Regions from separate parts of the Mus musculus genome. Here region 1 is linked to region 2. A link is a loop called in an ENCODE intact Hi-C map of the cell type or tissue named here. Cell type or tissue: left cerebral cortex. All regions are shown on one strand. Links, peaks and the distances in the headings refer to the core of each region. The heading gives the core; the rest is flanking DNA.

What was found. Peaks named below come from ENCODE experiments on the same cell type or tissue, not always from the same donor. Only the 100,000 strongest peaks of a DNase experiment are listed, where the experiment ranks them.
Region 1: a loop joins it to region 2, with 3 times the contacts of the local background. A loop is called at or near these places in 9 of 42 quality-filtered maps.

What each region holds. Positions count from the first base shown.
Region 1 is chr14:103,842,037-103,845,493 of GRCm38, forward strand. Ednrb (endothelin receptor type B) reads right to left here and starts at 2,440. Exons shown (of 8, transcript NM_001136061.2): 1 at 2,091-2,440; 2 at 958-1,501. The coding sequence starts at 1,440. The region is part of intron 1 of Gm35197 (a long non-coding RNA gene); the gene reads left to right. In left cerebral cortex, for the core only: a CTCF peak has its summit at 1,800; DNase peaks (open chromatin) are centred at 1,169, 1,592 and 2,189; H3K4me3 peaks cover 1,541 bases.
Region 2 is chr14:104,025,748-104,029,204 of GRCm38, forward strand. It overlaps 4930432J09Rik (RIKEN cDNA 4930432J09 gene), which reads right to left and starts at 1,395. Exons shown (of 3, transcript NR_045953.1): 1 at 1,180-1,395. All of the region lies in intron 1 of Gm41238 (a long non-coding RNA gene), which reads left to right. In left cerebral cortex, for the core only: a CTCF peak has its summit at 1,554 (motif pointing left); a DNase peak (open chromatin) is centred at 1,574.

The sequences.
Region 1 (3,457 bases), core at 616-3,115, 180 kb before region 2:
GCTGTGCAAACCACCATATTGCTTACTACTGACAATTTTACTGACTTTATTACGGAGTTCTCCACTGTCCTGACCGTGTCTTATGCATTACCATGAAATATCAGAGATAATGTCGCAAAGCTTACATCTGGGAATCTGAGGTACTAGAGCCTGCTTTCTACCTTGAACTCATGGAGGGCCCTTGAACATCTTATTATACGTGTAAAATGGCAATAACTGCCAATGTGTGGGTTGCCACAATGGATAAAGGAAGTCATGCATCTAACCTGACACTTGGACCAGGACACTAATTCCATGAAGAGTATCCAAGGCCACTCGAATCAAGGAAATACATTTTTACTTACCATTCTAGGCCCCTTTAGCCTAAGCCAATTGTTTCCTAAAATCTTACTGACAGGCTTTCTGGGTCCTGAAAACCATGTTTTCCAAAGTTACCTTACCCATGAATCATCTGTACACCCAAGATGCAAACTCTGTTTGGGGCAGATTTGCACTCCTCACAAACTCCCAGACGATATTCATGATCCCACTTTGGGGACCATACTTTTAAGAGGTTGTGCCTAGAAAGACTGACTTCCAGGCTTGTGATTCCCAACTGTTAAATGTTGTCATAGTTACAAAGGATTTTTAAAATGTATCACTGCTGTCATCTTCACCAGAGCTTCTGATTCAGTGACCCTGGGTCAGGGAATCTGAATTCTTCTTTCCTAACAGATCTCCAATAGTAACAATGTCACTACCTGGAAAGCTACACTTGTCAGAGGCTAAGAAAACCCGCAGGAAAATCTCGTTCAAATTCAATTGTCACTATTGGCAGAGGAGCAGTCTCCTTGAGAAAGTGTCTAACCCCCCCCCCCCACCACCACCAATACTTTAAAGATTGCCACTTTACCACTCAGCTTACAACCCCACCTTTGGTTTCCAGATCCTCAGATCGTTCGTTATCAGGTACATTACCTTGTAGGTGTTAATGGGTATGTCTATGATGATGTGCAGTAGGTCTCCCAGAGCCAGACTGGCGATCAAGATATTGGGACCATTGCGCATGCACTTGTTCTTGTAGATGATTCTTAGCAGCGTGGAGTTCCCGATGATGCCTAGCACGAACACGAGGCACGACACAATCGTGTTGATGTATTTAAAAGTCTTGCTGATCTCAATATTTCGTTGGCACGGAGGAGGGAAGGATCTTGGCGGGACTCCAGCCCCCCTCCCTCCTTTGGTCACCTCCGCAGGTGCGGAGGAACGCATCAGACTGGAGTTGGAACCTCTGGTCCAGGAGGTCTTAGTGGGTGGCGTCATTACCTCTTTAGTCCCGAGAAGTGACAGCGTGGCTTGGGCAGGTGGGAATCCTCTTTTCTCTCCCCATACCCCCAAGAAGCCACAGGCCAGCAGCAGCGCCACCAAGGCGCGTCCGCACCGGCTTGCGGGCGATTGCATGTTACAGCTTGCTCCTGTGAGAGTCTGGTAGCCGCTCTGCTGTTTTCAGTCTGGAGACCAACTGGGGAGTGAAGACAGGACACTTAAGTCAGCTACCCCAGCCAAGCCTCTGAAAACACACTAGCCCGGTTGCCTCTACCCGCGCCTTAACAGTAAGTTAAGTTTGCGCGCCAGTGGGGAACTTGGGCGCACGCCACCCGCTGGTCTGCATTCAGTCTCCTCCCGGACCCTGCTCGCAGAGTTTTAATCCCCAGCCCTGCCGTAGACCAGTCGGTGGGGAGGAGCATTCGGGCAGGGGGTGTTCCAGACTGGGGAGGGTGCGTGTCCCAATGAAAGAACACTCGTATGTGCCGGGAAGAAGCAAGCCCAATTTTAGCTAAGCTTGGGGACCCGGAGTGAAGGCACCTAGCGGCCAAGGGCATACGTCAATGCACTCAGCCAAGAACCGAGAGAATAACAGATCAGCACCAACTTCTGTGCTGTCCCAGTGACTTCAAACACTCGCCTTACAACCCAATCTCGGTTTAAATCGCTGTCGTGTGTAAGTTTTACTAATTAAAAAACCCCCGAACCACTAAGCAAAGCGGAAGCCCCAAAGCACGGTTCAGCCACAGATGTTAATTCAAAGCTAAACCAGGATGGTTCGTTACCTCGTGCGGATTGGAAGCACCAGGAGCAGCGCCACGAGCAGGGAACCTCCTTCCCAGGTTGTCAACTGCCCTAGGGAGCTTGCGGCTCTCAGCAGGCGTCCAGCTGCTCCTAAACAGGCCTCTCGCAACTGAATGCAGCTCTGGCTCTGACAAAAGACCGAGAGAATGCCAGGCAGCGGATCCTCAGCAGCTTGAGCGGGGTCTTTGCTGTCCCCAGACAAGTACTTTTATTCATTCGGTCCCTTCCCAGCATCAATCAACGCCAGACTCCTCCCGCGTTTTCTGAGCGACCTTGCCACAACCTTTTCCCTTGGGCGACGCCTGGACAGTATCAGCCCCAGCTGACCGCTGGGAGGGGCAGTCCTAGTTCAGAGTTGTGTCTCACATAAAGCTGTTTATTTCTTACTCAACGAAGAAACTAACATATCCCATGACAACCTGGGATCTGGAACCTAGGAGAGAAGGTTCTGTATCAACCTGGACTTTGAATACTCCGACTGTTCACACAAATGTCCTGTAGTGATTCCCGAAATCTGCTTGGTTTGGGGAAGTTGTCTTTCGTTTGTTCTTGTTTTTTGATTTTGTTTTGTTTTGTTTTGTTTTGCCCTTAAGTTTTAAGCCAGCATGCAGGGCGGGACGCTTTCTTCTTCGGCAGAGGGACTGCCCACCCAAAGGACCAAAAGGCCCTGTAGATCTCTCTCTGTGCCCTGTAGATCCCTCTTCCTGTGTACTGAGGTGCCATTACTAGGGGTCTTTCTACTGTTGCCTAAAGGGACCTGAGGCAGAAGACAGGAAAATACTCAGGAAGCCTATTTACAAATTCAACCTGACGCTTATTTTACCAGACAGAGCAAGGAAATGAACTCTCCCTGTCATTCTTGGCTTCTGTCTTTATGGTAGAGAAGGGAATGCTAGGGATCTTCCGTTGCGCAGAGTGGTGGGTGAGGTGCATTATTCTGCTATCAGCAAGATCCTGCTGTGCCTGCAGAGGAGGTCATCCTCTAGACCCCCTTTGTCTCCCAGCTAGTTCATTGTACAACTAGGATTTGCATCTTAGATGGGCAACGCCTATCAAATGTTTCCCATGAAGCTGGAAGCAGAACGTGCGCGTGTATGTTAAAAGGTGAACTTTAAATGTGGACTGTAGTTAAGTCTAAGGGATGGGAACTATGGCCTGGGCATGAGCACCAATTCCAAATCAGGTTGTTTTGAAGACAATGTTTATCCTCCTGCCTCAGTGAAGACAAGGTCAGCATGGAACTGCTTCACGTGGACTTTCGTGCCAACATACAGTGTTGTGCAATAAGGAATTCTTTGTGTGCTTCAGTAAGGATGTGCCTGCTCCAAGGGCAGTTTTGAACCTGTCC
Region 2 (3,457 bases), core at 280-2,779:
ACCCCCCTTCCATACACACTGTTCTCTGAGGGGTATCTCATGGATGGGGAGCTGTGTGTCATCTTAGGGAACTCAATTTGTATTGCTGAGATAACATCTGGAGGCCACTGGCACCCGGGAACTCAGACAGAGATGTAGCTCTATCACTGATCGCGTGGGTTCGCAATGGTAAATCCATTTTTCTTTTAAAAAAGTATTTGTTTATACTGTATCCATGTTGAAGACACCGTTTGCATCTAAGGAGAACCATCTAGACCTTCCTGCAGGATATGTTGACCCAAGGTTTTCTTTTAAAACTCCATAGGCCTACATTAGATTTCATTTCTAGTGCAAAGTAGTTGAAACATTTTTTTTTTAAAAAAAGAAAGAAGAATTGTGAGATATTTCAATTAAAAGTTATACTTAAAAAAACATATTAGTAAAAATTATCTGGTAATATTTCTATTAAGTTATATTTGAGAAGATAATATTCTTATCTAGTTATATTTGATAACAGATTTGGTAAATGTAATTTTTCAACACAGTTTTTGAAAATTCTGAGTACTGGAATATACTTCTTTATGACCTTAGTGATAAATATCTTTATTGTGTATTTGTTCAATAAATCAGATAATCCCATTGACAACTATGGACAAAATATGGATCAAATGTCACATTACATTCTAAATCATGCATCTTATCCATGACTAGACACGCAAAAATAAAATACAAGACTTTGGAAAGTGTTTGGACTAAGATGTCAAAGAGGTTAATTAGCTCACATGAAAATCAAAGAAAACCATGTTTTCACACAAAATAGGAAATAAAAAAAGAAAAGAAGAAAAAAAAAAGAAAAGATATAAAGACAAGGAAATCACTCTTAGCTACAGAAACAAATTTTATTAGCTTCTCAGCACTTCAGCTCACTCTTGGTGTCATAACTTATCAATTCAAGTAGCAGGAAAGAGTAGAATTTAGAAATAATTCTGATCATTTCTTCTAAGAAGTAGAGAGAGAACAAAACCCACGCCAAAGAGAACCCTCCCTTGAACGGGTGATGGTAGAGTGAAGAAGCATAATGTGCTCAGGTGAGAGACTGGCTGCAGTCAGTGTAGCACTCACAATGCCCACGCTGCCCTGAAGCAACAGGTAGCAAAGTTCTGGGAGGAGGGGAGCAGAGAAAGAGGTTCAGGGTCCTACCTGGAATCCAGGTGGTCTTAGGTGAAGATAAAGGTGGCATTTTCTGTATTCTCATCCAGAAGTGTAGCGCGTGTCAATGGAAAGGAGCCTGGCTAAAATCAACATTTTTTATTTTGGAAGAAGAAAACAAAGCAGACATCACTTTAGGGACATCTTAAACCAGAAACAATTAAATATACTCTTTCTTGCTTTAATGGATATAATAGCCCAATGTTCTTCAAGAAACTCACTGTTCCTCCTTAACAAACCTTGGGGGGCGGGGGAGAGGGAGGTAGGGAAGTGATTAATTTAATCTGTAACTTTTTCCATTCCCAGTCTGTTCTCAGCACTTGGTGGGGGGAGCTTTAGAGTTCTTACAGCTCCCCCTACTGGTGGTAAACAGGATGTGCAGCTTTTGTACGTAAAGCTTTGGCTTGTTTATTCTGAGAACAACAGCTAAATATAACATCAGCTTGTTATTGCAAAAGCAAGATTCCTCTCGTCGTTTCCGATGTCTGAAAAAGTTCAACGCGTAAATTAAAAACACGAAGGGTCATAGAATTTTCTGGAGAAACTATTTCCCGAAGTCGGGGCAACAATGGATTCTGGACTAGAGCAATCCCACACAGTACAGCTTCAAGAATCTGTTTCTGAGATCCAGCCCCAGAAATGACTTAGGATCTGTGGGCGATCATTTCGATTGCACCGCCTTGCCTCCATGCTCTGTTCAGATTTTATCTGTAACCCTGGGCAGACAGAAGTGAGAGGGATACCAGTCAGTTTAGCTGCTGCAACACTGTCTCAAAACCCCCGCTGCCCTTGCAGTTGGGGGTCTGTCATGTGTCAGGCCTGACCCATTCAAGAGAGCTGTGGTCTACAGCTGCCGGCAGTGCAGCAGGTGCGCTGGGGATCACTGCCTGGCCTGTATCCCTGCATGTCATGCAGAGCTGAGATATTTGTACATTTCCGTTTCTTGACCAATAAAATCTCTAAAGTCTGTCTTGCCTTCATATTTCAAAGTATGAAGATATACTAGCCATTCCACATTTTTAATGGTAGCTTTAATTTTTTTTTTTACATCACTGGAGTCTCTTCATATCTGAGTCTATTCTCCTTGTTCTCAATGGTGTCTCTTTGCATAATGTGCAGAACGCCTCAGGCATTTTTGAGCGAACTGGTTTTGCTGTAGAAGAAAAGCCCAATTGCTATTTCAGGATGTGACGATCTTTAAGACTGGGAAAGTAACATATCTCCATCAATTGTAACCAAGTCTTTCGTATTTTGACAGACAGGGGTGAGAAGATCTGAAAAATCGGTGTTTAATCGATGTTTCCTTGTGCCATGATTATTCTTGTTTGTTGGACCACGCTGTCCGTTCATGCCACTTTCCTTTCTCTCGGCTTCACTTGCTACTCACTCCAAGAAACATATGTTCAAAGTCAAGCTGATTACCTTTAAAATGCATTGCTAATTATTAAAACTCAAGGCACGTTTGATATGAATTTCAGCTAGACAGTGGCTTCCATGACCAGGATTCTGTTGGTTTTCTCTGGGGTTTGCAATTGCCTTTCTTTTTTTAACTTGCCCTGGGAATATTTGTTACCTCCTTTTTCCTCCTGTTCTTCCTGTGCACTTTGTGCGTCTTGATCTCCCGGAAGAGGCTGCAGTCCTCCTGGGGTCTGGGGTCTTCGTGTCCTCTTTCTACTGTTGATGGTTCTCATGGTATGCAGGGCTTGTTGCAGGGAAGGGTGCCTAGAGGAACTGCCTTGCCTCAGGGCTATCAGCTGCCACTTGGAGTTCCTCAAGTAACTGCACAGCCCAAGTATAGTGCAGGCTCTGCTTATCTTGTATATCAATGATGCAATTTGCCCTTCCTTGATGTGGAGGAAAGAACAACTACCTTTAGTTTTCCTTCTTCTACCCAAGTAAGCTGCTGTCATGGCTCCAGAGCTAAGAGGTTGCCACCTTGCAAGAAAAGGGTACAGAACCTACTTGACACATTCCAGGGTGTAGGGGATTTTCCACGGTTTGGGGAGTAATAAAGCATTCTTTATTTGGAGACAATGCTAACTGGACACAGTGCTGAAGATGGGGCAACAGACGAGGGCCAAGTTCTACAGAAATGATTTCCCTGTTTCAGCTTCACTTCTTTTCCCACCTTCCCAATCCGCTGATGCTGAACTCAGTGATGTTCTTCACATCTTGGTAATATGGTCTATGCTGACTTTATCCACCGTCATTTACAGCAGTGGTTCTCAACTTGTGGGTCGTGACCCCTCTAGGGTTCAACACCCCTTTC